Linked DNA regions of Homo sapiens: regions 1 and 3 are each linked to region 2. Evidence: chromatin loops called from intact Hi-C (ENCODE). Cell type or tissue: natural killer cell. All regions are shown on one strand. Links, peaks and the distances in the headings refer to the core of each region. The heading gives the core; the rest is flanking DNA. Region 1 overlaps CRYBG1 (crystallin beta-gamma domain containing 1). Region 2 overlaps CRYBG1 (crystallin beta-gamma domain containing 1). Region 3 overlaps CRYBG1 (crystallin beta-gamma domain containing 1).

What was found. Peaks named below come from ENCODE experiments on the same cell type or tissue, not always from the same donor. Only the 100,000 strongest peaks of a DNase experiment are listed, where the experiment ranks them.
Region 1: a loop joins it to region 2, with 15 times the contacts of the local background. A loop is called at or near these places in 108 of 110 quality-filtered maps.
Region 3: it touches region 2 in a loop (9-fold over the local background); 106 of 110 quality-filtered maps call a loop at or near these places.

What each region holds. Positions count from the first base shown.
Region 1 is chr6:106,562,446-106,571,640 of GRCh38, reverse strand. It overlaps CRYBG1 (crystallin beta-gamma domain containing 1), which reads right to left. Exons shown (of 22, transcript NM_001371242.2): 21 at 7,715-7,877; 22 at 1-3,169. The coding sequence ends at 3,075. RTN4IP1 (reticulon 4 interacting protein 1) reads left to right here. Exons shown (of 9, transcript NM_032730.5): 9 at 1-870. Among named protein-coding and RNA genes, the nearest start is that of RTN4IP1, 62 kb to the left of the region's middle. In natural killer cell, for the core only: a CTCF peak has its summit at 4,917 (motif pointing right); a DNase peak (open chromatin) is centred at 4,920.
Region 2 is chr6:106,439,683-106,450,937 of GRCh38, reverse strand. The region is part of intron 1 of CRYBG1 (crystallin beta-gamma domain containing 1); the gene reads right to left. It also overlaps the pseudogene RNA5SP211. Among named protein-coding and RNA genes, the nearest start is that of CRYBG1, 85 kb to the right of the region's middle. RefSeq lists an enhancer at 2,567-3,068. In natural killer cell, for the core only: CTCF peaks have their summits at 4,466 (motif pointing left) and 5,726; DNase peaks (open chromatin) are centred at 4,487 and 5,827.
Region 3 is chr6:106,549,565-106,560,819 of GRCh38, reverse strand. It overlaps CRYBG1 (crystallin beta-gamma domain containing 1), which reads right to left. Exons shown (of 22, transcript NM_001371242.2): 14 at 8,842-8,968; 15 at 8,604-8,636; 16 at 7,253-7,365; 17 at 4,923-5,052; 18 at 2,195-2,334; 19 at 1-17. Among named protein-coding and RNA genes, the nearest start is that of RTN4IP1, 74 kb to the left of the region's middle. In natural killer cell, for the core only: a CTCF peak has its summit at 4,257 (motif pointing right); a DNase peak (open chromatin) is centred at 4,259.

The sequences.
Region 1 (9,195 bases), core at 2,916-6,915, 120 kb before region 2:
CAGCTCACTGCAGCCTTGACCTTAAGCGATTCTCCTGCTTCAGCCTCTCAAGTAGGTAGGACTACAGGTATGCATCACCACACCCAGCTAGTTTTTTTGTATTTTTAGTAGAGACAGTTTTGCCATGTTGCCCAGGCTGGTCTCAAACTCCTGGGCTTAAGTGATCCACCATGTCAGTCTCCCAAAGTTCTGGGATTACAGGCGTGAACCACCCTGCTGGGCCTGATCGTCTTAATGTACAATACTAAAACTTTCAGTGTATAGATGGATGTTGGCATGAAGAGATAATTTAAAGCTGGTTCCTTCTTGAATTCATCACTGAGCAGCTTTCTAACTGCCAAGGTTTCCTTTTTTGTTCCTCCACCATAATGTGGTCACCACAGCTCTTAAAGTTCTAAATCTCTTAGTGTCATATATAAAAATCTGCCTGGTGATTCATTTGTTTATGCTCTTAATATTGAAAGGTGAGAGCAGAGTTTCTAACTTTTTAAAACCCTTACATCTTGCATAAGGATTAGGCCTGTTTCGGCAATTGAAACATGCTTCTCTGAGGGCTTTTCCATGGAAATTGCAGCCTTCCAATGGAGCCCAAAGCTTGCCACTTTGATGTCAAATGTTTACATTTAGATATCTCTCCAATCAACCCATTGCAGTGTGCACTTCGAATATTCATTTACGGTAAGTGTTTTTACTTCCTAATATACTCATCCTCAGTATTGCACCTGATATGCTTGCTTGTAACTTTTGATGTAGACCTGTTTTGAGATTTCTGCTTGGTTTATTCCTGTTAGACACTCGTTTGGTAGCATGTATGTTAGATGTAGGCTTTTCTCTAAAATTGTTGGTCTGGTCTTACTACCGAGTTATTGCAAAAGAAAAAAAAATCTGATTTTCCAGGTGTAAATACCAGCTGCTCTTGACTTCCATCTGGAGCAGCCTCAGCTCTTTTCCTGGAGGGCTCCCAGGTGGTAGTGGGAGTAAAATACTTGAGCCAGGACCTCACTCATCCTCGTTTCCACTCAGAAACTATGGAGTTTGGAAAGAGAGTGGTCAGCAAATCTTTCTTGCTATTATACCAGCACCCCTCAAACCTGCTTCATCCTAATCAGACATTTGTTTCTAATCTGCTAGCTGACTCTCTTTGAAGGGTGAGATGAGGGCTACTGAATGGACTCTCAGATTTCATCAACATAGTTAACCAGAAGCAAGTTTATTTAAGAGATCAGTTCAGCACAGGCTACTGTAGAATGTCTTACCCCACCATATTGTAATGGTATGCACAAAAGGCCTAAAATCAGAGCTATATATCTAGGAACAAGACAGATATGTTGGATGCTGTTGTACATGCACCAATAATATTTTAAAACAAGACAAACTATTCCAGTGACCATAATTGCCTACCATAGACTCCAGAGAAGATCAGCATTTTAGAATTAGAAACACACTTGAATAGATGGAAAAGAAACAAGCTGTTCTACCTGTGACAAGAGCACCAGTATTGAGTGATGAGGACAAAAAGAGGAAGAATATATTCAAGGAAATGTTTAGCACTTTTGTTCAAAGCTAGAACCCACTGTTGGAAGAGCAGCGTATGGGCTGGTGTCTTGTCAGTTGTTAAGCAGTTTGTTTGCATTTTGAAATGCTTACTGCAGTTGAGGATTCCAAGATTGCTTGAAGATTGATTTGACTCCGGTCAAATCAAGACTTGACCAGCAACATCCCTAAAGGTCTCTTTTCCTTCACTTTCTGGGGATAATTAATTGCTGGTCATCCTCTTGAGCCTTTCACACCTCGTTTAGTGGCTATAGTGCCCCCAAGACCTGAGGCTGTCCACCAACAGCTATACCCTGAAGCATGGCTGCAGAACACTGCAGGGAAGGCAGCCCCATGCAGGCCATGTGTGGATGCAGGTGGATAGGAGGACAAGAAATTAGGCTAAAAAATCTGAGTTTAGCAAAAAAGTATGTAACATTGCTTCAGCACTTGTAGATGAGTAAGGATGGCTCATAAATTAGGTCATAATAGTGTTCCAGTAGCAGCTATAAGAAAGGCATTAAACAACCCTCATTTGTGACATTCTAGGGCAGCCCATGGATGAGTTAAAATAATTCAAATCCTGGCTGGGCGCAGTGGCTCAGGCCTGTAATCCCAGCATTTTGGGAGGCCGAGGCGAGTGAATTGCTTGAGCCCAGAGGTTCGAGATCAGCCTGGGCAACGTGATGAAACCCCATCTCTACAAAAAAAAAACAAAATTTGGCTGGGCTTGGTGATGTGTGCCTATAGTCCCAGCTACTTGGGAGGCTGAGGTGGGAGGATCACCTGAGCCTGGGGAGGTAGAGGCTGCAGTGAGCCGTGATTGTGCCACTGCACTCCAGCCTGAGATCCTGTCTCAAAAAATAATAACTCAAATCCTACTAACAAATGTTACCAGACTTTGACATTAAATTTTTAAAATGTATTAATTTTTAATATGAACTAAAGGAAAATAGTATTTTGTTTAGAGTTCCTTAAATGTGTGAATACCTAAGGCTTTCCCATTGTGCTATGCAGCATATTTAAAGGTTCCAGAAAGTGTTTAAGGCCAAGAACCAAAATTACAGGCCTAATAAAGTATTTCTTCTCAGATGCTAAACAGTTCTCTACCTTTCAAACTTAAGCCTTTGTCTTACCCTTTAAAGTGTAAGGGCTTTGTAGGTCCACAAAGTTGGTAAATTTGTTCCAGTTCTCTCCTGTCACTATCTTTGGAAATAATTTAAAATGTACACAGTCTTGAAATCTTGATATAACATTTTACAAAATCACCCAAAAGCTGCTAATTAGGCAACCTGTTTAAGCAGCTACCAAAAATGAAAGGCAAGAAATGAAAGGAGGACAAATTATTGGTTTAAAGCTATGATAGTCTTTTGAAACGATGAGTAAGTTCTCTGAGTCATGGCAGCATGATTTAAGGTTGAATTTAGAATCAATGAAGGAGGAGTCGATCCACTTTCCAGTCTGGTCTTCCATCAGCATTGTCCTTTTTAAGAAATAAGGTGGCTGGAAGGACCTCCAGAAGATTCTTCTTCCTTCTTTGTTCAGGTATATAGGACCATGGCTTCCCACACTTGTGTAAACTTCTCTTTGCTGACAGTGTTGAGGATAATGTGATTTTGATCATACTGTGTGCCCCCTAAAAGAAAGGAAAATAATAAAAGATGAATGTACCCATGGTGAAGGGTCTATAGCAGACACAATTCCCCTAACACCAGTACAGCAAAAGTAAGCAAGTAAACAAGGTGTAGAACTGCATGCCTCAAGGAGGCAAGGCAGGGAGGGAAGCCTGGGCCCCTGTGGGATGAGAGGGTCAACCTGCCATGGGTGAATCTGTCCAGATCCCACCATTGGGGCACCAGCACCTTCACACAGGACATCCCACCTCACGGGCTCCTTTTTCTACCCAGTTCTTAAGAGCTAGTCCACAGTCACTCTTACAATGTCTGAAATTCAAGGGAACTGGGAAAACCCGAGAGAAGGGAAAAGGAGTAAAGAGACTAACATATATTTGGTGGTGAGATGGTAGATTCGAGACACCAGCGAGGAAAGAGCAGGTAGTCCTGGCAGTGGTGGAAAGGTGGGAGGAATGGTTATCGAGGAACAGCACTTGCATGAACAATGAAAACGGGCTGTATTAGGTCAAAGGGGAGGTTTGGATGACACCCGGAAGTACATAAGGGGACGCGGTAGCATTGTCACTACTGGGGACTCAGTTGGTGGATAAAATTTCATAGCATTTAGGATGCTGAGTACCACAGTATTGTAAAACTATTATCATGAACTCTCTCCCTGTTACCAGAATGTTTGTAAGATTTTCCAAAGGTGCTTACTGGATGTTTCAGATACTTTAGTGCTAAAAACAGCCTCATGGCTTCTTTCTTTGGAGAAGTATCATTAACAAAAGGGTTATCTGATTTTTTTTTTTCCAGTGTAGAATAAAGATCCCTTCAGATGGCTTATCCTTTTTTTAGCATAAACCTCAGCACCAAGGATGTATCAACAAAGACCCCATCAAAGTAAAAATCTGTGCATTTTGATGCAGGGAGTGACTGGTATTGAAAGCATGCTTCCTCCTTGGATCAAGAAGAAATAAACATTCTTTTCACCTTTGAAGCATTTACAAAATATGAAAAAGGTTTGGGAATTTACACAATAAATCTAGGTATTATAGTTGAGGAAGGAAATCGTCTCTTCTCTTGTGAGACACTGATTTATCATCATTGGTAATCTACAGCCTCTACACAGCTAGATGTATGGCTAGATGTACTATAGAATACAAGGGTAAGGTGTTTTGGGCCTTTATGTGTAAGTTTGTAGCAGTAGGGAAAAAACTACCAGCAAACCCTACACTCTGCCGAGACAGAGACACACAGCATACTCCACTGAAATTTCAGGAAGTATTAAAGTCACAATGTCTCTTTTCATTCTTCATTATAGTATGTTAAAATACTTTTTGTATTTTAAGAGTATCTTTTGTATTTTAAAAGTAAAGTATCTTAAAATACTTTCATATAAATTCAACTAGAATCATGAAAACTAGAAAGTTCTTGAGAAATAATTTGATTCATTCTCTTGCCTTTGGAGAGTGTTTAAATTGTGCAGACTTCATGTTTTTTAAAGTGAACATGAATCAGCTTCCACTGTTGTTACAAGGTATGTGGTCTGGAATAATACATGAATGTCTACCAAAAGAACTCATTTCCCAAACACAAGAAGATGAGCTAGAAGACAGATGCATGATCTAATAATTCTTAGGGCAATTTTAATAGATAACAAATGGTTCAGTAGTTGTAGCTAATGGAAATCATGGTCTGCTAGTAAGTGCACCAACGAGAAGAGACGTGTTTATATTTTCCTTTGCATGGGGTGTGGGACGTGCGGCGCTGCTCTCTCATGTCCACAAGATGGCACCATTCTCCCAGTCTGAGAAAATTAAATTCAGTTTAACAAGGAATTAAAACTGTTGTAGCTAGCCGGGCGTGGTGGCAGGCACCTGTAATCCCAGCTACTCAGGAGGCTAAGGCAGGAGAATTGCTTGAACCCAGGAGGCGGAGGTTGCAGTGAGCCGAGATCGTGTCATTGCACTCCAGCCTGGACGACAGAGTGAGACTCCGTCTCAAAAAAAAAAAAAAAAAAAAAAAAAGACTGTTGTTGCTACCGTGCTAGATACTGAGATTTCACAAATATACGGGACATTATGCTTACTCAGCAGGCACTTGAGTAATTTATATAGTGTCATTTAGGAAGGGGCTCTGGAGCTTTAAAAAGAAGTCTTAAGAAACCTAGAGTCCCACGGTTCATGTCAGAGCCAAGACAAGGAGTGAGGTGTCCTTCCTTCTGGTCCGCTGCTAATGTAACAAGTCAGGGACATCCTGTGTGCCTAGCGCATCTAGAACGTAAACTGTCTGAAGCCAAGGAGGAGGCTTTTTTTTTTTTTTTTCACGCTGGTGCCCTCCGTGTCTAGCACCGAGCCTGGCACATAGTGTGTACCCCGTGAATACATGTTGAAAGAATAAGAGAAGAAAGCTCTAGCTAAGGATCATAGTGTTGTCCACCCTGGACATAGGAAGCAGATCACATTTGTAAAAAACAGGAAGGTTTGGTCAGATTTCCTTTGAGAACTACATACCCTACTTTCTCTAACATTGTGTCAAAAACTCCATTTTTTCCAATTGAGTCACATTTCTTTGGTGTCTCTGGAGATTTTGAAACTCTTGTCAACACTGAAGCACTCTAGTGCAATAAAGTTTATCAAAATAAGAATAAACAAAGATCTGCATAATTCTTAACTAGTTTGAACCTCAGGTTGATCATCTATAAAATGAGTATTTCACCTGTCTACATATTGACAAATCTGTTGTACCAAATGTAAGGTGAGGGAGCTGTACTATATGTTACTGTTTGGTTTCTGAATATTGCATTTATTTTCTTATATCCAAGGGTACTACTTGCATTTTATATGATCTTTGTGGTCTCCATCCAGCCTGTAGTTGCAGTGCTTAGTTTGTGTTCCCTAAGTGCCCCCTTTAATGAAGGCAAAGGCATTGTTTGCTTCTGAGCATCTTTCCAACTTCTCAGATTCTGTCTGATCCTAAGTCCATTGTTTTAAGTGGGTTGGCCAAGCTACCTACCTGGAGATCATTCAGAAGTGACAGCCACTTTTGCTCCCCATACAGTTACCAAAGCCCCTGATGAAAATGTCCAGATTCGTTCTCCATTATCCAGAAAAGTTGTTTTTTAAAAATCAGATTACAGCACTTTCTTGTCCCTACAACTTTTTTTTTTTTGAGACGAAGTCTTGCCCTGTCGCCTAGGCTGGAGTGCAGTGGCACAATCTCGGCTCAGTGCAACGTCCGCCTCCCGGGTTGACGCGATTCTCCTGCCTCAGCCTCCCAAATAGCTGGGACTACAGGCGCCCACCACCACACCCAGCTAATTTTTTTGTATTTTTTAGTAGAGACGGGGTTTCACCATGTTAGCCAGGATGGTCTCGATCTCCTGACCTCGTGATCCACCCACCAGGGCCTCCCAAAGTGCTGGGATTACAGGCGTGAGCCACGGCACCTGGCTCTTTACCCCTACATCATAAACTTTAATGACAGCATTGGCCTAAATCCCTGATTAAAGTAAAATTGAGTCATTTTGTAGTGATGATTTAAAATAGAGTATGTAATATACTCATAAAAATTTAAAAAAATTAATGGAGTATGTAGTATGGTTACATTATCACCAGTTCGCTACAAAACACAATTGTGCTGACTTTCCTGATAGGGAATAAAAAAGTGCCCATTAATTTAAAGCAGAATTACCCCAGATGACATGAACACACCATCTGCACCTGTCAATAGCAACACACTAGTTCACTGAGTTCCCACACAGAGGTTAGGTCATTCTTATGTTATTTTTAAATGACTATCAGTGGTTCTCCGGGTGTGGGCCTCAGACCAGCAGCATTGGCAACACCTGGGAACTTGTTAGAAAAGGAATTATCAGGCCCCACCCCAGACCTACAGACTCAGTCTCTGAGGATGTGGCCCCACAGTCTATTTTAACCCGCCCTCCAGGTGATTCTGATGCAAATAAAGTTTGAGGACAACCACGCTAAATTTATTCTCCCCCAAGCACCATCAGTTCACTCCCTATTAGCTTCATTGAACACATGTTGCATTGAAATCCTGTAGGCTGTGTTAATTCCTTTGAGATCTTAGATCTTTTCAATGAAAGGTCACGTGTATACATGAGAATCATCAACTCTACCGAACTAAGTGCAATCACGGCCTTTCAGCTTGTGATTTTTAGCCTAACACTATTATAATAAAATAAATGTTTGAAGTCAGCCTATGGCCAGATTCTGGTTCAGCAGTTACAGCTGTGAGATTGTGGCCAAACTGGCCAACCCCTTTGAGCTTCCGGGGTTTTGTTGTTGTTGTTGTTGTTGTTTTGTCTGTAAAACTGGGGAGAAAAGAGGGAGAGGGGATAATGTAGGCCTCATAGGGCGGCTGTGAAGATGACGGGACATGGTGTACTGAAAGTGGCTAGCACAGCAGCTGGCACACAGTAGGGGCTCTCTTACTGTTACTACTAATAATACATTCATCATTTTCAAAAGTTATGAATAGATTTTTCCTTAACTAAAAGACATACACATTACAATAAAGAAAATAAAGGAAGTGACCCTTACCTTTAATGTCTAAAACTAAATTTGGCTTCAACTTGCTGTAAATCCTGCCATCGGACTTCAAGCTCCAGAACTGGCTGTCAGCATTCTGGTCCAGGGCCAGGCCTAGCTTGGAGCCAGATGTTACCAGGCTGCCCACAATCGTCAGGCAGCAGTCTTCTGCTATCTGCTCAGTGGAAAAGACCAGATATCTTAAATATGTATCCAGCTGTAAGTCTCATAGCAATTATTTCTCTGGTTACATTGGGCTTTAAAATTATCTTAGTTCCTAGCTTCATTTACCCCACATGAGGCAGTTCAGCTCTTAGCCAACTAGAATCGGACAATAAATATTTATGCCATTTATTTCAGATGACACGAATGATGGGAAAATCTCAATGTTTGTGCATCGTCAGAGACTTCTGCCCTTTGCAAGACTATCTTACTAGTAGGGAAAGCCTCATAACATTAGAACTGCCCATCATATTTTTCCCTGTCATAAGTGACCATGATCCCAGGCAGGTTCTGTAGCTATATCTCCCTCTGACATCTCCACCTCTGCTTGGCCTGACCTTCCAGTATATGACTGCACCTCTAATTTTGTAGCACTGGGTGGCTAAAGGGCATTTTATCATTTTAAAACTCGGAATTGCATTTATTAGCATTTGTCTTTCCTTCATGAGAATTAAAATTTTCTAAACAGGCATGCTTTCCAGCTATGAAAACAGAAAAATGCAGACTCACTAGAGGGTGTTTTAATGCAAAGATTTTATGAGCCCTTCCCTGAAGTGAATCTACCCTTAATATATAAATAATGTATGGCAGTCATGTTCACATGCCATTAACAAAAATTACTGGCCAGGTACAGTGGCTCACAACTGTAATCCCAACTCTTTGGGAGGCCAAGGTGAGAGGATCACTTGTGAGACCCTATCTCTACAGAAAAGTTTTAAAAATTAGCCAGGTATAGTGGCATGCACTTGTGGGCCCCAGCTACTCAGGAGGCTGAGGTGGGAGGATCCCTTGAGCCCAGGAGGTCGAAGCTACAGTGAGCTGTGATTGCACCACTACACTCCAGCCTGGGCAACAGAGCTAGACTCTGTCTCAAACACAAAAACAAAACAATGTTGCTATAAAAATGCCTGTTAAAAGTGTATTATTGTAGGCCAGGCGCAGTGGCTTATGCCTGTAATCCCAGCACTTTGGGAGGCCAAGGCAGGTGGATCACGAGGTCAGGAGATCAAGACCATCCTGGCCAACATGGTGAAACCCCGTCTCTACTAAAAATACAAAAAAGTTAGCTGGGCGTGGTGGCACACGCCTGTAGTCCCAGCTACTCGAGAGGCTGAGGCAGGAGAATCGCGTGAACCCGGGAGGTACAGGTTGAAGTGAGCCGAGATAGTGCCACTGCACTCCAGCCTGGTGACAGAGCAAGACCCCGTCTAAAAAAAATTAAAGTATATTATTCTATATTGAGATGAAAGCACTGTGATAATCTAGGAGAC
Region 2 (11,255 bases), core at 3,695-7,694:
TGTAACTGTCTTGCTTATGTTACCACATTGATTGATGTCTCCCTGACCCTCTAAAATGTTCATACTTTGCCCTGCTTCTCTGGCCCAGTCCTGACCAATGGGATGTGAGAGGCGTCTGCTGAAGAAATGGGGGAAAAGGTCTTCTACAAGAAGAGAAAGTTTCCCTTTCCTGCAGGCCAGTGTCATGCCTGCATGTGATGAATATGATAGAACATCTTGGGACCATGTGCAGGATTAGCCTAAGGAGACTAGATTGAGGAAAAAGCAGAGAGGAAATACCTATCTCTTGATTTCTTGAAATGAGAAGCAGAATTACCTATCTCTGGAGTTCTTGTTGTGTTAGATAATAAACGTCCTATTCTTCAAGCCATTTTGACTTGGGTGTTCCTTGCTGTCTGCAGTTGAGCATCATACCTGATCCAAGGTTTGGTAGATTTTGTAAGCACAGGAATAAAGATGCCAGAGCAGAATGACAGCTTTGAATGAAGAATGCCAGTAAAGTAGAAAGAGAACTAAAAATGCAAGACCTCAGCATTTCGCAACAGAAACGGAAGCTTTTGTGGGATTTCTACAATGTTGCAAGGATATAAAGAGGAATAGAGCAAAGTGTTAACACTTTAGAAGGGCAGGAAGATCTAATCAATATGGTAATATCAGCAAGGGAGATATAGATGGGCATAATTTGTGGAACTCTATTGTGTACTTTTTTTTTTTTTTTTTTGAGACAGAGTCTCACTCTGTCACCAGGCTGGAGTGCAGTGGCATGATCTCAGCTCACTGCAACCTCCACCTCCCGGGTTCAAGTGATGCTCCTGCCTCAGCAGCTGGGATTACAGGCATGTGCCACCACACCCAGCTAATTTTTTTGTATTTTTATTGGAGACAGGGTTTCACCATGTTAGCCAGGCTAATCTCGAACTCCTGACCTTAAGTGAGCCACCTGCCTCAGCCTCCCAAAGTGCCGGGATTACAGGCGTGAGCCACTGTGCCTGGCCCCTGTACATACTTTTTTAAAAAGTCACTATTGTTTGCATTATATAAAATGTAAAGGTACATTAGCAGCAATATATTTCTTTTTGTTTTTCCTTTAGTTTCATACTATGAAAGTAATACTTGTGTACAGTAAAGACAATATATTATGCCATATATAAACACATATAAAAATACATTTCTACCTGTGAGGCTAATATCTTCTTAGGAATTTAAATACAGTATTTTTGAAGGGAAAGAGAAACACATATAGCTCAGGAGAATTTAAGTAACAACTGAAAAATACCTTAAAGTTGAAATGCTGTCATCGTCTTACCATGAATGTGTCTTACATCAAGACCTATTTTTATTAATTGTTCCAGTACCCTAAGTTAGTGTTCACCTTGTCCTTCTGCTCACAAATATGCCAAAGAAGTAGCAAACAAGAGAAGACTCCTAGGACTTGAAAGCTTATTCCAACTGCTGTGGACTTACACATTGTCAGCCATTCAAGTACTAACCAGGCCCGACCCTGCTTAGCTTCTGACATCAGACAAGATCAGGTGCATTTAGGGTGGTGTGGCCATAGATTAGACTTACACATTGTGAAAAGTCAACCACAAATGTTAGGCAGTCTGCTCCCCTTAATAGTTTTCCTTTTTGGAAAAACATATGTGCCCATTGACTGACTCCAAGTGACAAGAGAGATAAAAGCAATCTACCTGTGCTTCCTAAGCTTTGTATTGTCGGAGACGGGCACTCCAAAAAAGACCTATCTCTTCTTCCTAGATACTTACGTATTACATAATTAAAAGCTGGCAAGTGTAGCCTTTTCTATGTATTTTGCTTGTGATACAATCCCTGCTTAAAACATAGGATCCTTTTGCCTGGAAATAACAGTCCAACTCACAGAAGCCTGATAAAAAACAAAATATATTATCACATATAAAACAAAAGGGGTAGACTGAGTTGGTTTAACTAGTGTATTCCTTTGCTACTGAATTTAGTCACTGCTACATTTCTAGCTGTCACATAGAGGTATGATAATTCCTTCCTGTGTAACTTGCTTAGAAGTGGGGGAAATCTCCTCTAGAAGCCACCTAGCAGGCTTCTTTTCATACCTGCACTAAACCGATCACTGGACCCAACCCTTTGAGGCTGAGACCTGAAGGACACTACTGTGCAGAAATTAGACACCTGAAGAAGCTGAGGTTCAATTAGGAAAAAAGGAGAAGGGAGAGGGTAGAAATGGATGTCGATGTGCATTCTATCCTCTCCCTAGCTTTGTCTTGAAATATGTTCCCCACACTTGCTACACTTTGGGAGAGGTAGAGATGACACATATTTAAGATGGAATTTGAGCTACCAGAGTAGGAACTTTCATAATTTGGGCCTTGTAGCGTGTTGAACCCTGTGAACCTGCCTGCTCTCCTGATTTGGGGGATAAACTAAGTCGACACAGTGTGCTATCCAAGAGTCAGTTCTCTATACTTGGGGTCATGATCTCCCAGATGGGAGGGTACACATGGCCCTGGGGGAAGGCTTAGTTTTTCAGTGGCTAGAGGAGGTGAGGACTATCACAGACAGTTCCAGGGACGGCCCTTGCTTCACCATCATTCTAAAACAGGAACTGCTGAGTGTGTGTGGTATACCCAATAACCTCTGCTTCCCCTTGAGAGGAGGAGAATGATGGGGTGTTGGCTAAATTCCCTTTCCTCGTGACCCAGATCCAGACAGTGCTGCTGTGCACCTGGCCATGGACGCCATGATTTCACAGTTTGCTCCAGGACTTGGTTGGAGGTGAGGCAAGGTCACAGGATGTGTGGGCTGAGTGGGCTTCGCAAACAGAACTCTGCTTCAGGGCAGCTTCTTGCCCAGCCCCGGAAACTCAGGCCGTCCCAGGAGCATGTTCTACTTCCTCTCTAGAGTCAGTCACAGGCCTTCTACTCCTAGCAAGCTTACTGGACAAGTTTGTCTCCTGAAACACAACCTTCACAATGTATTACACAGAAATAATACACTTGAAATCGTGCCAAGAGGTCTCTAAGACCTAAAGCAACTTTGTAACACTATCTAGCATTCATTCTTTCAGCATTTTCTAGATCTTCCATGACATGTCATATATCAAAGCACACAAAGGTGAACAATTCCACTCCCTGCCCTCAAGGATATTAAGGTCTAGTAGACATAGGGGCTTATCGAATGGGCAGAAATATTTTCAATTCCGAATAATGGTTACCTCTGGAACTACACATAGATAAGTCTCCCTAGCCTAAAAGCCAACCTTAATAAATGTTTGCAACAGGAAAGACCAATTGGAAAGTTTGTTAACTTTTCTTTTCCAAAGGGTAATGTTTTCATTATTATTATTTTAATTTTTGTGGGTACATAGTAGATATATATATATATATATATATATATTTATGAGGTACATGAGGTACAAGCATTCAAAGTGTAATAATCACATCATCAAGAATGGGGCATCCATCCCCTCAAGCATTTATCTTTTGTGTTACAAACAATCCAATTATATTCTTTTAGTTATTTTTAAGTGTACAATTACATTATTATCACTATAGTCACCCTGTTGTGCCATCAAATACTGAGTCTTATTCATTCTTTCTATTATTTTTGTACCCAAAGGGTTAATTTTAGTTTTACTCCTGATGAGTAGGGTGTAGGTGGTCATAACAGAGGCTAAGCTTGGCTCCCTGATGAGAAATTTATGTGCCAATGGAAGCACAGTTTCCTTTGTGAATAGTCACAACTGGTCATTTATTAACGACAATAACCTCTTGGGTAAATAACATAAAACAACCGCCAAATGCTATCATATTGGTCTGCAGTCTTAGCAGAGGATAATTTATTAACTTGCTAATTATACTCCTTTGTACCTCCCTTTTCTTTTTAGCACAGATGTTATACTGCCAGAGTGAAAGTTTCAGTGTTAAGTATGGTACTTGATTTTACTCAGACTTAGAAGTAAGTGGAACATTTGCCAATTCATTCAATTATGTTTCCTTTTTATTTGGCTTACTTTAAAAAACCAGATTGCCCCTCTCCCTGGAGATTAAGTTGGTAGCAAAATTAATAACGGCAAGACTGTTTTCCCTTTCCCAAGTTAAAAGAGCCGCATGGCTATTCTCAGACAAATCCCAGAATTGTGAGACCTAAAGCTTATATAAGAAGGGGGCGGGCCTCTTTAATAAAAAGAAAAGAGAATCTCTTACTTTCTCAAGATTGACAGTGCTAGGGCCTCTCCAAAGCCCTTGAAAGTGGCCCTGATAAATCTAGTTCGAGTTTTCCTAATGTTGGTCTACACCACCAAGTTGTTCCTTAAGCATTTAAATATGTGTAGCCTAATATAAGGCAAGTTAAATAAGTTTTTTAATAATTCTTGTTTTATAGTAATGTACATCCAAAATAATAAAATGTAGCATAAAAGTTTAGGTTTAACTATAGTTTATAAGTTATAAATTGATGCTGTACTGCCATCTATTGTCTATCCAAAGAATTATTACTGTGTTCAACTGAGCCTCAGAGTTGTGATTTCAAAGTTACCAAAAAGTGCTTCCACCTGCATTGAATTGAATTATTTCCTCAAGGGAACCTAAGACACCAGATACTAGAACCACTCTTCTGAATTAAGGCATTGGTTGTAACATGCATAAGTTTTCTGGCCACAAAGGAAGGAGAAAACTTAATTCACTAACAAATGGCACTAATAGTGTGCATGGTGTTTCTTTACTGCAACTGCTAAATGGTAGAGAGCAACCATTTACTGAGCAACCTCTTTCCTGCTAACATTAGACCCTGTATTAGATTACGGACACATACCATCAGATAATGCTAGACCTGAAAAAGTCCCTGGTGATTACCTGGTTCAGTCACTTTATTGCAGATTTGAAGAGACATTGTTCCTCAGAAACCATGTGACTGACTGACAGTGTTGTGCCTGCTGGTTACCCATGTACATGGTACTGGAAGCCCAGGCTCACAAAGAGGCATCTAATGACAGTGTGAGGATAGAGCCATGTAAATCTCTCCCATCTCCAGAAATAAAACAAAACCCCACAATCTATTTCCCTTGGAAAACCTAGAATTTTGGATTTACAGAATGGGTTTTTCCTTCAGAAGCAGTGTTGTCTTCAAATTTGTATTTTTTCTCAGCTGAATAAAGGATCAAATATAGCAATGTATACACACAGATTTCAGAGTCATACCAGCCTGGCCATTAGCTATATGATCTTGAGCTAGTTACTTCTTTAAGCCTCAGTTTCTTCATCTGCAAAATGGGAGTGATAAATTGTTAAGAGAATTAAATTAGGTAAAACTTGTAAAATGCTTAGCCTAGTACTGCCATATAGTAGGTTCTCAATAAGTATCAGCTATTGTAATTATGCATATGAATGTCAGTTGACATGTCCTGAATAATAATTTATAAGGAATTATATAGATGGTACTTTGAGCTAGCATATTTATCAGGCTCAGATATGAAAGGAGAATGTCTGGGTTGGAAGATCCCTTAGAGATAATCTAGTGACCCAACCATACCATTTTTCAGATGAGTTCATTGAGGCCCAGAGATATTCATTGTTCAAAGTCACACGGCTAATGACAGAGTTAGGAGTAGAGAACCCACCCAACTCCTCACTCAGAGACTAATTTTAAATTCTCAGTAGATGAGTTTCACGATCACAAAATTCCAAGTTGGATGGGGAAATGAAAATAATTTGCTATGCTCATTCGAGTTTTTAAAATACAAAGCATCCTCAAAGTTACAGGTATGTAAAGGATGCTACACCACTAACCCAAGTATTTCTTGTTGCCAATGGTAATAGAATGCAGAAACTCTGCCATCTAGTGGTTGCACAAGAATATCACTCCTCTACTCATCCTTTTTTGTCCAGTCAGCCTCTACTTCCTGATTGCATTCACCTTCCTGGGCACTTTGATGGTTTTTGTTTGTCTGTTTGTTTGTTTGTTTTGTTGGTTTTTGTAAAGACGGGGTCTCACTATGTTGCCTAAGCTGGTTTTGAACTCCTGGTCTCAAATGATTGTCTTGCCTCAGCCTCCCAAAGTGCCAGGATTACAGGTGTGAGCCACCAAGTCTTTCAAAATGGCAGCCTGAAGGCTGGGAGCCATCTCCCAATATGCTGTGTGGTGCAGAAATGTTTAAGTTCCCCCTCACACCTGACCAGTGGAATGCAAATCATCTCTCCAACAAAGGCTGGAAATGTTTGCCTTAATACTTCTATCTTGTGAAATCGAGGCTTTGGGTGCTACCGAGTCTGTGAAAGTTAAGCAAAATATCTCAGGACCACTAGTATGTTGATTTTGATGATTTCGGATCACTCCACATGATTAACGAACCATGAAACTCGCCCAGAACCAGGCTAGGTTCCACAAGGTTTGGCTTTATTAGCATTGGTCCCAGAGGAAGAAATGATTTCATTCTGGGCACAAGCAAAGAGAAGCCAAGGCCGAGGACCAAACAACCAGGAGAATTGTGCAAATCCCCAGGAGAACTGAGGAACCGAGGTCTGTGCCTCAAGGAACGGCTCGGTTTTATCAAGAGTATTGTGTTTCACGCGTGATTGCACATGCTCTGATTTAGAGAAGCTGAAGGTCATGGCATTTTTTTCAGCTTCTCTTTATAAGAGTCAAGTTGGACAAGTTTTGTTTTCAGTTGTCGAAATACAAAAGAAGATTTTTTTGATTGCTGGAATTTTCCTTTTAAGGCAATTCAAATTCTTATCATCTAATGGCAGAGAAGAGAAAATGTAGCTTTTATTTTGACAGTGTCAATACTCCCCAAAGAAAGACTAATGATCTTACTAAGCTCATGAATAACAAATTAATAATGCAAAAGAGGGTATTTTCAATTGTTAGCCTTTGTAGCACCAAACAAAGCTTCTGGTGATATTACCATGGAGCAGGCAAGGAGGAAAAAGCCTGGCAGAATATGGTTATATTAATGGATACAAAAATACAGTTAGATAGAATGAATAAGATCTAGTATTTCATAGCACAACAGGGTGACTACAGTCAACACTACTTTATTGTACATTAAAAAATAACTAAAAGAAAATAATTGGATTGTTTGTAACACAAAGGAAGGATAAATGCTTGAGGTGAAAGATACCCCATTTACCCTGATGCAATTATTACACATTATATGCCTGTATCAAAATATCTCATGTATTCTATAAATATATACACTTACTATGTACCCACAAAAACTAAAAATGAAAAAAAAATTATGTGGTTATAGGCACAAGGGTAGAGAAATAGTCCTAAAGTACCAGGGGCAACTCTGAGGAGTCATCTTTGAGCCCTCCTGCTCCAATCAATCCACCTCTGATCACTCATCAAGGGGTCCTTTGTCATCGCATTTGAACTTGCTTTGAGGGACACTATAAGATGCAGCCACGTAGAACTCTTGGTTGGACCTATTGCAGGGATGCCAAGAAGGATGTTAGGTACCATCTTACTTAATATCCTTTATATGGAGACTGAAGGGAAAGATTTCTCTCATTCTGAAATGCCAAGAAAAGCTTTTCTCTTTTTCACTCCTTGTCTTTTAGACAATGAGGTCCATGTACTTGATCATGAATCAATTTTAACAATTATATAAAACATTATGAATGTGTGTTTCTGTAAAGTAATTGTTTCTCTTATCACACTATCATTCTTTTAGTGTTCTGATCTGTATTTATTTGCATTGTCAATTGGATGCAAACTACTGTAAATCTTTTAGAGGAAGAAGTGACAGGGAGGCAGTTATAAATACAAGAAAACTGTTTCTTCCACCTCACCAGTATGACATCCATCTACTCTTGTGCATTCCAACCACTACTATCCTACTTCTAAACTTCATTATGTCTTCAGTTTAGTAAGATTCCAGTTATTCTCTGCTACTGAGTGTCTCCTGCAGCCTTTAACCTATTCTAACTTTACAAATAGATTGATCTTCCTGATGTACTGTCTGGTTTGAAAACCAACAGATAGCTCAGCACTGTCTACAGAATAAAGCCCTAACTTCATTGTCTGGTATTCAAGTGCTTTCACCTTCTGGACCCAGTCTAACTTTTCAAATGTAGCTCCCCTACACACCCTATATTCCAGGCAATTTTGTTATATTTTAGCTTACTTATCACTGATGGCTCTTTCTCTCATCTCATCTCTTTAAGGGGCTCCTGGGTATGAGTCCCTTTGTTTCTGCCGTGGCATATAATAACATCTGTCACATCACAGATGCTCTGTAAGAGTTTGCTGGCTGAGTGAATACAAAGCGCTTTCTGCAAAGGTGGTTTGATTCATGAAGATAGCAGCTGCTTGCAGAGCCTGTTGCTGTTTATGACTGTTTCAAATAATGTCAATATAAAGCTTTGGTTCAAAAGCACCTCCTCCTAACCACGATAGTTACATGCAAAACTGGTCTGTTGGTTATTATTTTCCAGAAGTCTGTGGTGATGGCACACACTTTGAAGTTAACTTTATAGCATCTTTAATATGCATCATCTGCCTATTTTGTTTACCTTTGCCCCACCTTAGCTCTCTAGTCCAAAACTCATGCCAGCAACAATTAGTAAGAGTCTCTTAAACTCTGGGGTCCCTAAACAACCTGGCACGAAACTCGTCTGCCTTAGTTAATCCTTCCAGGCACTCAAATAATTATCTTCATCAATCCTGAGCTTTGATGGCACTTACACTGCCGCAATCATCATTACTTCATGGCATTTCCAGAAGCAATAAAGTTTCAAGAGAAATTGTGTAACTCTTCCTTGTATCAAACATTTTTTAGCATTTATTGTATTTTCTGAACTCACAAACACCTACTTTTCTTATAGATCATATACTCTCAACTTTCTCACAGCTATAATTCAGAGGTTTCAAGGCTCTATTCAATATATTCTTTTATATGGTGGTCTATAAATCTTTATAAGAATTGAGTCTTTAAAGGTTACTTGCAAGACCTCTAAAACATTCCTACACATAATATGGTGCTTATAGTAAATGCCTTTTGATAATAATATAAAACTAAAAAAATCATTTTCAATATGAGAGAGATTTCCTTATATTTTTTAGTTTTTCAAAATAATTCTTATGGAGGTTCATTTTTTACATTAATTTTTATAACTGTCAGTTTCATCGTGTTCCACTTACTCAATTTCCAAGCACCTGCTAGTTGTCTGGTGATTAATACAAAATGATCAGTAATTAGTACATAATTCATAATTGTCTGAATCATATCTTTGGCTTCTCTCACTCACCTGCACCAGGTAGGTAAACTCCACAAGGGACCAAAGCTGCTTTAAGGCTTCCTAGACATATCCTTATGTAGCGACTAGAATTGTCATCAAATACCTAATGAATTAGTTCAATTAACTGGTGTTAATGTTTCAAAAGAGAACTCTAATTTAAAATCATTTCTCATGAAAAATCTTTATGTATTAGCAACACGTCAGGGATACAGTTTTGCTGACTGAAGACAATAGAATGGCTGTGAAGCTGAATCTGAGATGGACTGATATTTATCACCTCAGCTCTCATGAATAGAAATTCTCTAAGGTGCAGAGGCAAGCAGAGGGAAAAAGAGATTATCACAGTATCCCTGCTCTCCATCTATCCAAATAAAGTTGTCCTTGCAAAGATGCTAGTCACAAGCTCCAAATGTCAGCTTCAAATTCCCACCCTAAGGGTGTTCCAATACCACTCTAACCTCCTTCTCCCCTCCCTCCACCTCAGACTTCCAGCTGTGGTCAGACAGATTTGTTTGCCCTTCCCATACATACAACTTGCTTCATTATTTATATGTCTTTGCTTGGGTTTTCTATTAATGCTTTTGCCTCTCCTCTTTGTAATCTTTGGCTATCAAATTCCATCAAGTCTAATTTCAAAATTCACTTCCTCCAAGATTTCCCTGATTGTAATAAATCCTGTTTCATAAGCCCCTAAAAGTCAATTTCATGTAGCTGAAATATTACACTACAGCAAAAAGAAAAGGACATCGTTATAAATCACAGAATTGTTTCAATACTAGTTTTTAAAAAGAAAAAGAAAGCAATAAAATGGTGTGAGAAATAGTGTCTATTTTTCTCAAGTGTAGATTATTCTCTTTTTAAGAATAGGGATTATTGAGAAACATCAGTTTCATCAGAAAGAGATGGTGGGTGGAGAATTTTTCACAGGCTGTAACATGACTTTACAGAGCTTTTGTTGTTACCACATGTTGATGATTATTATTTCTAATTTCACATCAAGATTCATGGTTTTTCCCTTTCCGTCACACAAATGCATCACTAGCTTTACTTTTAGGCTTTACAGCCATCAACTGAGTGATAGTGATTAATAATGGAATGAAAGGGGAAACAAAGAATGGAAAGAAAAAAAGAAAGGGGCCGGGTGCAGTGGCTCACACCTGTAATCCCAGCACTTTGGGAGGCTGAGGCAGGTGGATCGCTTGAGATCAGGGGTTCGAGACCAGCCTGGGCAACATAGTGAAACCCTGCCTCTACCAAAAAAATACAAAAATTAGCTGGGCATGGTGGTGTGCGCCTACAGTCCCAGCTACTTGGGAGGTTGAGGCAGAAGACTTGCTTGAACCCAGGAGGTGGAGGTTGCAGTGAGCCAAGATCATGCCACTGCACTCCAGCCTGGGTGACAGAGAGAGACTCTGTCTCAAAAGAAAAAAAAAGAGAGAGAGAGAGAGAGAGAGAGAGGAAGAAAGGAAAGTGCTTCAAATAAGGTGAGGATGTGCTTTAAAGGAAGGAAAATTCTATATGTGGAAATAATGTAGCTGAGGGAGAGTAGAGGGCAGAAGAAGAGAGGCAGCACAGCAGGTGCACAGCCCTGGAAGGGGAAAGCCACCAGCCCCACGTCTTCCCTGGGCTGGGTGCTGGGACTGCCAGGCTTAACACAGGCTTCTTGTACAGCTCTTGACACAGAGAACTGAAGGATGTGCATAATGCAGGGGAGAGAAAGTAAGTGGTTTTGAACTTCGAGGTTCAACATTATGAAATACCATTTTTGTAGGTCAAAACCAGTCAAATATGGCAATTTCATATAGTTGCACCTAGTACTATTTAGTAAGTGTTCATCTAGGTTTTCCGGGAACATATATCAGTTTCTCAATTTAATCATAGGCTTTTTAGGAGCTAAGAACCATATCACCTTCTGTCTCTATAACCTGTACTCAGTGGGTATAAAACAAATGCTTTTTTTTTTTCAGTCAGGGATGATACAAAACAAGTTTTTTTCTTGTGCCACTGGTTGAGGCTTCC
Region 3 (11,255 bases), core at 2,743-6,742, 110 kb before region 2:
ATTCATAAGTAACCCATCTGAAAACAAAAATAACCACAGTAAGTGGCAATTTTCATTTGACAGTGGACCCCAATTACATTTATTTTTAGAATGCTTTCCATTTCTAGACTGAACTATATACTTTTAACATACATTGGGGGAAAAATGATCTTTTCTAGAACACTTAAAAGAAGTAATTTCTTGACAAATAGCAAATTTTTGTTACATGAGTACTTATGCCAAAAAGTTCCATTCTTGAAGAGAAATAGGTAAGTTTTTTCCTCCGTAAAGCAGTGAAATATTGTCTTTTAGTGGATTCCTCAGTTCTTCCTGGGAACTATTCATAAAATAGCTTCAGTTGTAATAATGGGTCTTTAAGTTGTTAATATTTCCAAAGCTCTTAGTAGGTGCTAAATAGGGTTAAATAAAAAGTTTTGTCTGCAGTGAGAGTAATCTTTGTTAAATCTAAAAAACTGCTAAGATACTCAGTTCCCTTCCGCTCAGATGCTACTGCTGCACACCTGAGGAAGTATGGGTTTAAGCGCAGACTGGCGTGGAAGCAGCCCAGCGCCCTCCTCTCTTGCATATTACATCAGGGAAGAATGCACTCTACTTTTAATCCTGGAACTTAAATCCTGGATAAAATTTTATCATTTTAGTCATCTTATCATAAAAACAAAATATTAAAACCTACTGCAAAAAAATCACCCATAATTCTACCACCCTAATATTCTATAATTTTTTTTTCCAGGTAGGTCTCACTCTGTTGCCCAGGCTGAAGGGCAGTGGCACGATCACAGCTCACTGCAGCCTCAACCTCCCAGACTCAAGTGATCTCCCACCTCAGCCTCCTGAGTAGCTGGGACTACAGGCGTGCACCACCACACCCGACTAATTTTTGTGTTTTCAATAGAGACAGGGTTTCAACATGTTGCCCAGGCTTGTCTGGAACTGCTGGGTTCCAGTGATCTGCCCACTTTGACCTCCCAAAGTGCTAGGGTTACAGACGTGAGTCACTGCGCCCAGCTTCTGTGATTTTTTTTATTTTCTTTTTTAGATGGAGTTTCACTCTTGTCACCCAGGCTGGAGTGCACTGGTGTGATCTCAGCTCACTGCAACCTCCACCTCCTGGGTTCAAGTGATTCTCCTGCCTCAGCCTCCTGAGTAGCTGGGATTACAGGGGCCCCACCACCACACCTGGCTAATTTTTGTATTTTTTAGTAGAGACAGGGTTTCACCACGTTGGCCAGGCTGGTCCTGAACTCCTGACCTCAGGTGATCCACCCGCTTTGCCCTCCCAAAGTGCTGGGATTACAGGCAGGAGCCACTGCACCCAGCCCGGCCTGATTATTTTTTAAATAGATGTAGTCCACCCCAACATCTGTTGTACACAGGTAGACCATACCTATTGTTTTTGTGAATAAAAGAAAAATACTTTCTTAAAAACATGTATTACATTGATGGTACTCATTCATTTTTATATCTTATTCAAAAGTATTCGAAGTTGAGGGGAAAAAAATCTTTCCAAGTTGACCTTTAATCATTTGTATAACATCTGCCAGTCATTCCCAGCTAAAGGAAAATCCCAACCCTGAGCTCCAAAATCAGAGGACTTGCTCTTTTTTAAAGGGATAAGTAAAGTCAGCTCTTTCTTACTTGCTAGACTATGAGAGGTGTTAAAGACAAAATCCTTACCTTAAATAAACTAAAAATCTGGATAATGAAATAAAAGATGCTTTACATATGACTTTTCCCAGTGGAAAAGTGTTCTACAAAGGTGCATAATTATTAACCCTTACAAAAAGAGAGGGTATATGTCAATTAGTTTAAGATAATATAAGAGAGGGAGAAATCTGATCAATTTTTTTTTTTTAAATTAAGATAGGGTCTTGCTTTGTCACTCAGACTGGAGTACAGTGGCGTGAACACGGCTCACTGCAGCCTCAACCTACTGTGCTCAAGTGATCCTTCGGCCTCAGCCTCCTACGTAGCTGGGGCCACAGGCATGTGCCACGACACCTGGCTAATTTTTAAATTTTTGGTAGAGATGGGGTCTCACTTTGTTGCCCAGGCTTTTCTTGAATCCCTGGATTCAAATGATCCTTCTACCTCGGCCTCCTAAAGTGTTGGGAATACAGGCGTGAGCCACTGTGCCCAGCCCAAACTTGATTTTTAAAATGATCTATTTTATTGAGTCAACAAGTAGGTAACTCACATGCCACCAATAACCTGAACAGAGCGTATTTGTGTGTTGAATCCCAGGGATCGGAGATTGACAGTTTCTGCATTAAGTTCAATCTTTTTTCCTTTGAAGTCTTCTCTTTCAAAGAGAATAATTGTTGGTTCAGAAAATTCCTGTTGAGGAACAAAAACAATGTTCTGTTATTCATCTTTGTTAATAATTCAAACTTATGTGAAAATCATCTTGTTACAAGGACAAAGCACAAAAAATCTGCTAGATTTGGCCTTTCCATAAACTCCTTTTCCAAGGGAGCCTGGATGTTTGTGTACTCCAAGCTAGAGAGAAAGCACAGAGGGGCAGTTAGTTTCTCCATTGCATAGGAAGGCAGGTAAATATAAATAGTTTGTAAAACAGGGGGAAAAAAAAAAGAGAAATGGGTATACGCTGGGAATATCAACACTTCTGATGGCATTTATTTTTGACTTAGCCATTTTCACTGGGACAAGGAGGGGCTGGAAAGTCATGGACATAATTGCCAAGGGTCAGAGGGCTGTGGCATCTGATGTTTAGTCACTTAGTGTACAGTGGTATTGCCTAATCAGGGAACCTTCCTCTTGTATGTATTTTCAAATGTCTTTTTTTTTTCTGTTCATCACTAAGACAATGATTCTGTGTACTCATGCTCCCAAACTTTCCTGTAGGAATCATTGTCAAGAGGAGAGAAAAAAAACAACAGGATGGAAGCTCTATGTTCAAACTGTCAATCATTTTAAAGAGGACAACAGCACAAACGTTCACTGTTCAGGAAAATGAAAAGTTGGCAGCTTATGCCTGTTTTTTCAAATTATAGACACTTTTGATTCTACATTAATCTCTAATGATAGTACTGCTAAGATCATAAATGATGCATTAAAAAGCATGTGGGAGGCCGGGCATGGTGGCTTACGCCTGTCATCCCAGCACTTTGGGAGGCCGAGGTGGACGGATCACTTGAGGTCAGGAGTTTGAGATCAGCCTGGCCAACAGGGTGAAACCCCATCTCTATTAAAAATACAAAAACAAACAAACAAACACAAAAAAATTAGCCGGGCATGGTGGTGCATGCTTGTAATCCCAGCTACTTTGGAGGCTGAGTGGGAGACTAGAGAATCACTTGAACCTGGGAGGCGGAGGTTGCAGTGAGTCAAGATCATGCCACTGCACTCCAGCCTGGGCAACTGAGTGAGACTCCATTTCAAAAAAAAAAAAAATAAAAGCATGTGGGGATTACAATTTTTTCCCTATCCTGCTTAAAGTTTGTGGAAAGGGTGCGGTACCTTACTGCTTCATTTATGTGGATGTGTCCTGACTGGTAAAAAGATTTTGTCCATCAGTAAACAGAGCATGTTAGTGTGTAGAAGTAGTTTGTGTGGTCTAGGAATTAGTTTATATAAAACATACATGGAGGAAAGAAGACAAAAATTATAGTAGTATTACTACTTTGCACTTTTATTGCACTTTTGAGATGGCAAGCCCAAAAATGTTCTAAACACTTTAGTATTAAAAAGCAATTAAATAATTTTGAAGTATTAAGTCACAAAGATATGTAGTCTTCATATGGGTAAAACATTCATTTCCTCACAATTAAAACATAAAAAGATGTCATCTATAGCCTCAGAGTGTTGTGAGCATATATGCCAAGTTCTGGTTGAGGGAAGGCATTGAAATTTTCAAATATATACTTGTAGGTAGCTTTTAGAATTCTAGGCAGAATAACAATCAAAGTCTTATTCATTACTTGTAAGCTAATGAATCTTACTACCTCATTTCATGTTTCTTTGTTACTATTTTCATGTCTCAGTAGCATTTTTGCTATTTAAACAGGCAGGCAGGGATGAGATGAAAACCAACTCACATACGTTCTTCCTACATTTAAAACTAAAATGAGCAATTACGTGTGTTTAAAGCTTTTTATGAGAAAGCAGTTACCAAAAACTAATAAAAATGTCAGAAACGACAGATACTTCCAGACTTTAATATCTCAACATGATCTTGCAGTTTTGTTCTATTGAATATTACTTCCACTACATCAAACTGAAAGACTTCTGTCCAAAAGAGGGCACTATAATCTGGATTAGCACATAGTGGCAAACTGGGAGAAGTCATTTGATTGCAAATCTCTAAAACACAGAATAATAATAGACTAAAAACCTATAAGGAATTTCTTCAATAATAACAACCAAAGGTAGAGGAAGCCAAATTGCAAAGGATACAATACACAATTCCTTGAATAGAAAATGCAAATTATAAATAAGAGATACCAGCCTCACTAATAGTGAAATACAAATTAACCCAATGACGACATACTGCTTTCTGCTCATTCTATCAAGTTGACAAAAATTAGAATGAGAGAATATTCAGTAATGGCAACAATGTGTACTGCTGGTGGGAGTCTCAAGTGGTGGGATCTGGCAGTACTGAATGAAACTGCCTGTTCTTACATGTGAAATCCAGTAATTCTACTCCTAATATATAGTCCAAGAGACTCCCACTCAGGTCCATAGGGATATGCATATGAGGATTAAGTGAGTAAAACAGGGTGGTGGAAAACGTGTACCAGTTAGAATCAATAAACTAGATGTACACAGAGCCAAATGGACAGTTCCATCTCCAAGCCCTTAACTAACTTTAAGAGCAGGTTCTACCGGCTGGTTACCTCACTCTGACCATCAGCTATATGAGGCATACATTTCTGCAACACTATTCACAATGACATACTTACAACATCTATAAAACGAAGAGACTTGAAAGTTGCTCCAGGCGGGCATCCCATTGCAGACAGACAAGGATAATGGCCTTCTTCCAACACGTATTGATTACCAGTGAAATTTTCTCCATCATATACAACCCAGCTACAATGGGAAAAACCACACACATGCACAGAATATGCAACTTGAGCACTCCTATTCAAGAAGTCTGATTTTTAGAGGTGGCCTGCTATAAAATAAACACAATGCTTCTGGCAAACAGAGTTCTTTCTTCAAAAATATTTGGATATATTTATTGCATTTCTGCTTGTGGCAAAATAATATTCATAATAAGTCAGTTAACTTTGCATTTGGGAAACAAACTTCTTTCTCCACGTTCTTTCTGACTTCCCCAGCCTCCAGCCTTCCTTGCTCTTCTCATGGGTGCCACCGTTTGCCCAGCCAGTGGAGCTTCAAGCCCTCAAGTCCTTTTTGAATAATCCTTCTTCAAGCTTTGTGACTAGTTAATCACCAAGGCCTATTGATTTGGTCTATTGATTTCCTTCCAAAATTTCTCGCACACTCCTCTATCCTCATTTCTAATACCTCTGCACTGGGCCAGGAGTCAAAATACTATATTGACTTAGACAAGTCACTTAGCCTCTCTGGTATCAACATTATTCATAAAATGGTGATTTGCCATGCTCCCCTAGAAGTTTGTGGGCCTTTTTTTTTTTTTTCCTTTTTTTCTTTTCTTTTGGTGGCGGGGGGACAGAATCTCGCTCTGTCACACAGGCTGGAGTGCAGTGGCATGATCTCGGCTCACTGCAACCTCTGCCTCCTGGGTTCAAGCAATTCTTCTGCCTCATCCTCCTGAGTAGCTGGGACTACAGGTGCATGCCACCACACCTGGCTAATTTTTGTATTTTTAGTAGAGACGGGGTTTCACCATATTGGCCAGACTGGTCTCGAAATCCTGACCTGGTGATCTGCCCACCTCGGCCTCCCAAAGTGCTGGGATTACAGGTGTGAGTCACCGTGCCTGGCCCTGTTGTTGTTGTTTTTAACCCAACAAATGCCTTTTGAGGATTATGTGTCAGGTACTTTTCTATTGCTGGGGATACAGCAGAGAACCAAAGTCCCTGCTCTCCTGAAGTTAATACTCTAGTGAGCTGAGACAGGTAATTTTAAACATGCACAGGACTGGAGGTAATAAATGAAGCAGGCAGGGGATAACGAGGAGTGGGGATGTGGTAGCAGTATGTCCAACAAACTAGGAAGCTTTACTATCCAACTATGTATTTGCCTTTTTTGTTTTTTCCTGAGACAGTCTTGCTCTGTTGCCCAGGCTAGAGTGCAGTGCTATGATCTCAACTTACTGCAACCTCTGCCTCCTGGGTTCACGCAATTCTCCTGCCTCAGCCTCCCAAGTAGCTGGGATTACAGGTGTGTCACCATGCCCGGCTAATTTTTGTATTTTTAGTAAAGACAGGGTTTTGCCATGATGGCCAGGCTGGTCTCGATCTCCTGACCTCAAGTGATCTGCCTGCCTTGGCTTCCCTAAGTGTTGGGATTACAGGCAGGAGCCACTGCACCCGGCCTCCATCTGTGTATTTGAATGCAAAGTCAGTGCTTTTTTGCTGTGCAATACTAAAGGACAGGATAGCATTATTTCAACCATAAAGAACCACGTGATTAAAGGCACTATTACTACTATTATTAAGAGACTTAAATCCTCAACACCTCTTGCACAGATTGCTCCAAGGCTTTCCTGACCGAGTTTCCCTGACCTTGGGCTCTCCCCTCTCCATGAAGCTTTTGTACAAGGATTGTTTCAGCATGAAACAATTGAGCCCATTGCCTTTGCCCTGGGTCTTGTGTTTCCTGTGGAAGCCATCTAAACTCAGTGTGCTCAGCTTTGCTTCTCCTCCCAGTACAAAGCCCTCCCAGCAAGCCGGACTGGTATGCTCCCTGATTCGCGTGTCCACCAGCTCCACTCCAGCGTGTACTTTCTACCTTCCTGTTAATGCAGAGTGCCGATCCTGTCCTTTGAACAATCCACCTTGGGAGGTACCTTGGATTAACTAGAGCCCAACTCTCCCTTTCTAGATGATGGGAAGACATACAGAGTAAAGAACCTGCTCTGAATTCCATTACACAATGAGATGATCTTCAGCTTCTCCAACCAACCTGAAGCCCGTGTCCTCTGGCGTCTGGTACTCAGATATCACGAAGCACGCCATTGGACTAAGATGGTGGTTTCGCATAGTGCCAAGCACCTAACAGGCATCACTATATACTTGCTGATGTGTGAATTCTGTTTTACTCCAGTGATTCAGCTCTGCCAGGCCTTTGTTTCACTTACCTGCCTCCTGAAACTCTGCAAGACTTGGTAGAAAATGAATCATCAATTTGACTTGTTGTTTCTTCAAAACTTTGACTGTGACCTTGAAACTGTGGTTCTGAAAACAAGTGAATCTTTGAAAAAGTAAACAGAAACACATAAAATTATTTTCCTAAACACATTAACTAATTTAGCCTTTGAAATGATGACCTAAACATGACCTGCTGACTTTTGTTACAGTAAACTGGTACGAATTTTAGAAATCCTTTAATTTTCCATGTCTACATTCATGATCAATTAGAAACATGTTAGCTGCGCCATTCGTGACTATTTATTTAATTCAGAGACATCAAAGTAAAATGCAACAACAAAGGTAACTTTCTATAGAACACCCTGTTGTGAAGCTGTGAGGTATTTTAAAGCTTTATTGTGGTCAGAAATCATTGTTCATCAGTTCTGACATTAACGACAAACAGTATTTTGGAAAGACATAGTGTAGTTTCCTTCCTTCTCAATGGAAGACACTTGCTGACTTATCGGAATCCTGTGAATGCCAATAAAGGAGGCTATAGTGGTGTTTGTTCCTCTATAATTATGGCTCTGTGAACACTTCCATTAAAAGGCCGAAATAACAAATGTACACCCCAGTTGATGTTAAGAATCAGCATTCAGAAAGCTTGAGTGAGACCATAAAAAATGTCTAGTGTCGACACAGCAAATATGAAAATTCATTTTACCATCACAATAACTAGATGCTATTGTTTGAAATATTAATCTCAATGTATTAATATAAACTGAGTCAATGTAATGATATAAAATTCAGCTTTATACAATAAGCATTTTATAAGAATTATTTAGACATGGGTCAGTACTGTCAATTAACCATTAAAGTAAACTTAAATCTTATTTTTTAAATACAATTATGCTTTCAGGCATAAAAATGAGTAAAACTAACAAAATGTCCCAAATGTCTGATTTTTTTTTTTTTTTTTTTTTTTTTTTTTTTGAGACAGAGTCTCTGTCACTCAGGCTGGAGTGCAGTGGTGCGATCTCGGCTCACTCCAACATCTGCCTCTTGGGGTTCAAGCAATTCTCCTGCCTCAGCTTCCTGAGTAGCTGAGCTTATAGACACAAGCCACCACACCCAGCTAATTTTTGTCTTTTTAGTAAAGACGGGGTTTCCCCATGTTGGTCAGGCTGGTCTTGAACTCCTGAGCTCAAGTGATCCACCTGCCTTGACCTCCCAAAGTGCTGGGATTACAGGCGTGAGCCACCACACCCGGCCCCAAATGTCTGACATTTGAAACATAAGTTCAGCTTTTCAATGGAAGGCCCTTTATATATTAATATAAAAGAATATTTTTAAAGTTACCTGATTTCGTCTCCTTGGGCCAGTGAAAGAATCCTAAAAATTTTTAAAGGAAGGAGAAAAGGAAATGAATAGAACAAACACATTGAAAAAGTTTTTTTCTTCTAGATTATTAGCAATTACTGCTAAAAATAAACTCAGAATATTTTCCATAGCAATTACTATTACATGAACCAGGAACACACATTAAGGAAATCCAGAATTCAGTTAAATATTCTCATACAAAAATATAACTCCTTACCAAACATATAGGTTGAACAGAAGAGATCTTACAATTTTTGCCTCCCCAGTCCTCAAAACTGGTATAAAATCCTTTATCCAGTATATACTGTTCTCCTGTGAAGTCAGGATTTTCATAGGCTACCCATCTAAGAAACAAAAGCAATCACTTGTTGGAGTTCATATTTTACATATAAAACGATCACATATTTGGATATCTATGTATCATACAGAAACTTTCATTTGTTTTGCCAATTGAAATTTTAATTTTTCTGATTCTCCATTAACCTTTAGAAGCAGATGGGTTTGTCTATAGGACAAATCAGAATGGTAAGCCAGCAGAGAAGAGGGAACATTTATACACTGCTGGTGGGAATGTAAATTAGTTTAGCTGCTGTGGAAAGCAGTTTGAAGATTTCTCAAAGAACTAAAGATAGAACTAGTATTCAACCCAGCAATCCCATTACTGGGATATACCCAGGGGAAAACGAATTATTCTACCAAAAAGATACTTGCACGTGTCTTGTTTACTGCCACACTATTCACAATATCAAGATGTGGAATCAACCTAGGTGTTCATTGATCAATGGTGGATTGGATAGAGAAAATGTGGTACATATAAACCATGGAATACTATACAGCCATAAAAAAGAATGAAATCAAGTCCTTTGCAGCAACTTGGATGCAACTGGAGGTCACTATCCTAAGCGAATTAACACAAACAGAAAATCAAATACCAAATATTTATGAGCAAGAACATATACTTATGAGCATGTTCTTGCCCATAAGTGGGAGCTAAACATTGGTCATGCATGGACATAAAGAAGAAAAAAAAATAGGCCCTGGGGACTACAAAAGGGGCCAGGAGGGAGGGGGGTTTGAAAAACTACCTGTTGCATGCTATGCTCAGGTTGACGGGTTCAACCGTACCCCAAACTTCAGGAAATCATGCAATATACCCATGTAACAAACCTGCACATGTACCCCCTGAATCTAAAATAAGAGTTGAAAAAAAACTTAATGCAAAAGAAATGGTAAGCGTAAGGGTATCTTGACATGAACTTTTTGGCGTTCTCGCTTATCAAATACTATTTCTTGAGAAAGCTACAAAGGCAATACTTCTCTGTGCTTTTTTTTTTCTAATTGTATTCTAAGGAAACAAAACAAACAGGACTTTCAAGAAGAACCTAGTTCTTTTAATAAGCAATCAATAAGTCCTTTCATTCTCAACCTTAAAATATTTTTGCAGAAAGATCTTAGGAAGCTGTGTCTATTACACAACAAACCACACTGAAAAAGAAGTTAACAGAAGAAATGCTTTTAAAAATGCAGAACAGAACTAAAATATTGTTTCCAACAGTGTTTCCAACATCACATAAATATGTAAAAATTAAATAAACAAAATTGAGCAAACTCATAGAAATACTAAAAATAAATCTCTTTTGGAATGTTTTTTTCTCTTTTAAGTGATCTACACCCAGAGGAAAATCAACAAAACCAATTTAATGATGCTATTTCCTATGCAAAGATAAAGTCTTTGAAAGGAAAAGGTTTTTCAGTTCTGTTATATTAAAGAGATACTTAATACCATTATATTGAAGACATTAAGTATCTTTTCAATTAATTCATCATTCTCATGATCCTCTCAAAGCTTAAAGGAATAATATCTATGTATGTATTATGTAGGGTGATCAGAACTTTGCAAAATGTTTCCACATCTGTTATCACATTTAATCTCCTAGGGAGGTATTGGTGTTCCCATTTTACAGATGGGAAAAACCTAAGACACAGTAAGTTAATTCATTTACCAGGTGCCAGGAACTAGACTGGCACTAGATATACAAAGATGAAAAAGACAAAATCTCTGTCCTCCAAAGCCCACAGATGGGTAAGCAGCATCACATGGAAGTATTTGTTGGTATTTGTTTTGAATGGGAAATGACTTGTCCAGGGTGACACAATCGACTATTGGCCAGAACGTGACTGAACCTACCTGTCCTGAGGCCCACCAGGCTCTCCTTGCTTTGTGACCCAACCTGCCATGTGCCCTGGAAAGTTCCCTTTCATTTACTGTTCTAGTAAACCATGCCTAAAACAGTCCACACACTTTATAATTAGAGCAGATTATGATTTTACTATCCAAAGGGCTGATTTAAACAAAAACTCAAGTACAGTAATTACTAGAATATGAACAGCCATCAAGGAAAAAAAGAACACTGCCAAAATCTCCAGTGAGAAGTAGCTAATAACAGCCAACATCTGTGCACTCACTCCCAGCCATCCAAATGGAGAAGCTGCTATATGCACCACTCAGTCTTTCAGGAAATACAGCCCCCTACCACCCCCCATCCCCCGATTTCAGAACCTCACTAGCAATTTTTAAAACCTGTTCTTTTTTATTTTTATTTATTTTTTATTTTTTTTAGTAGAGTCAGG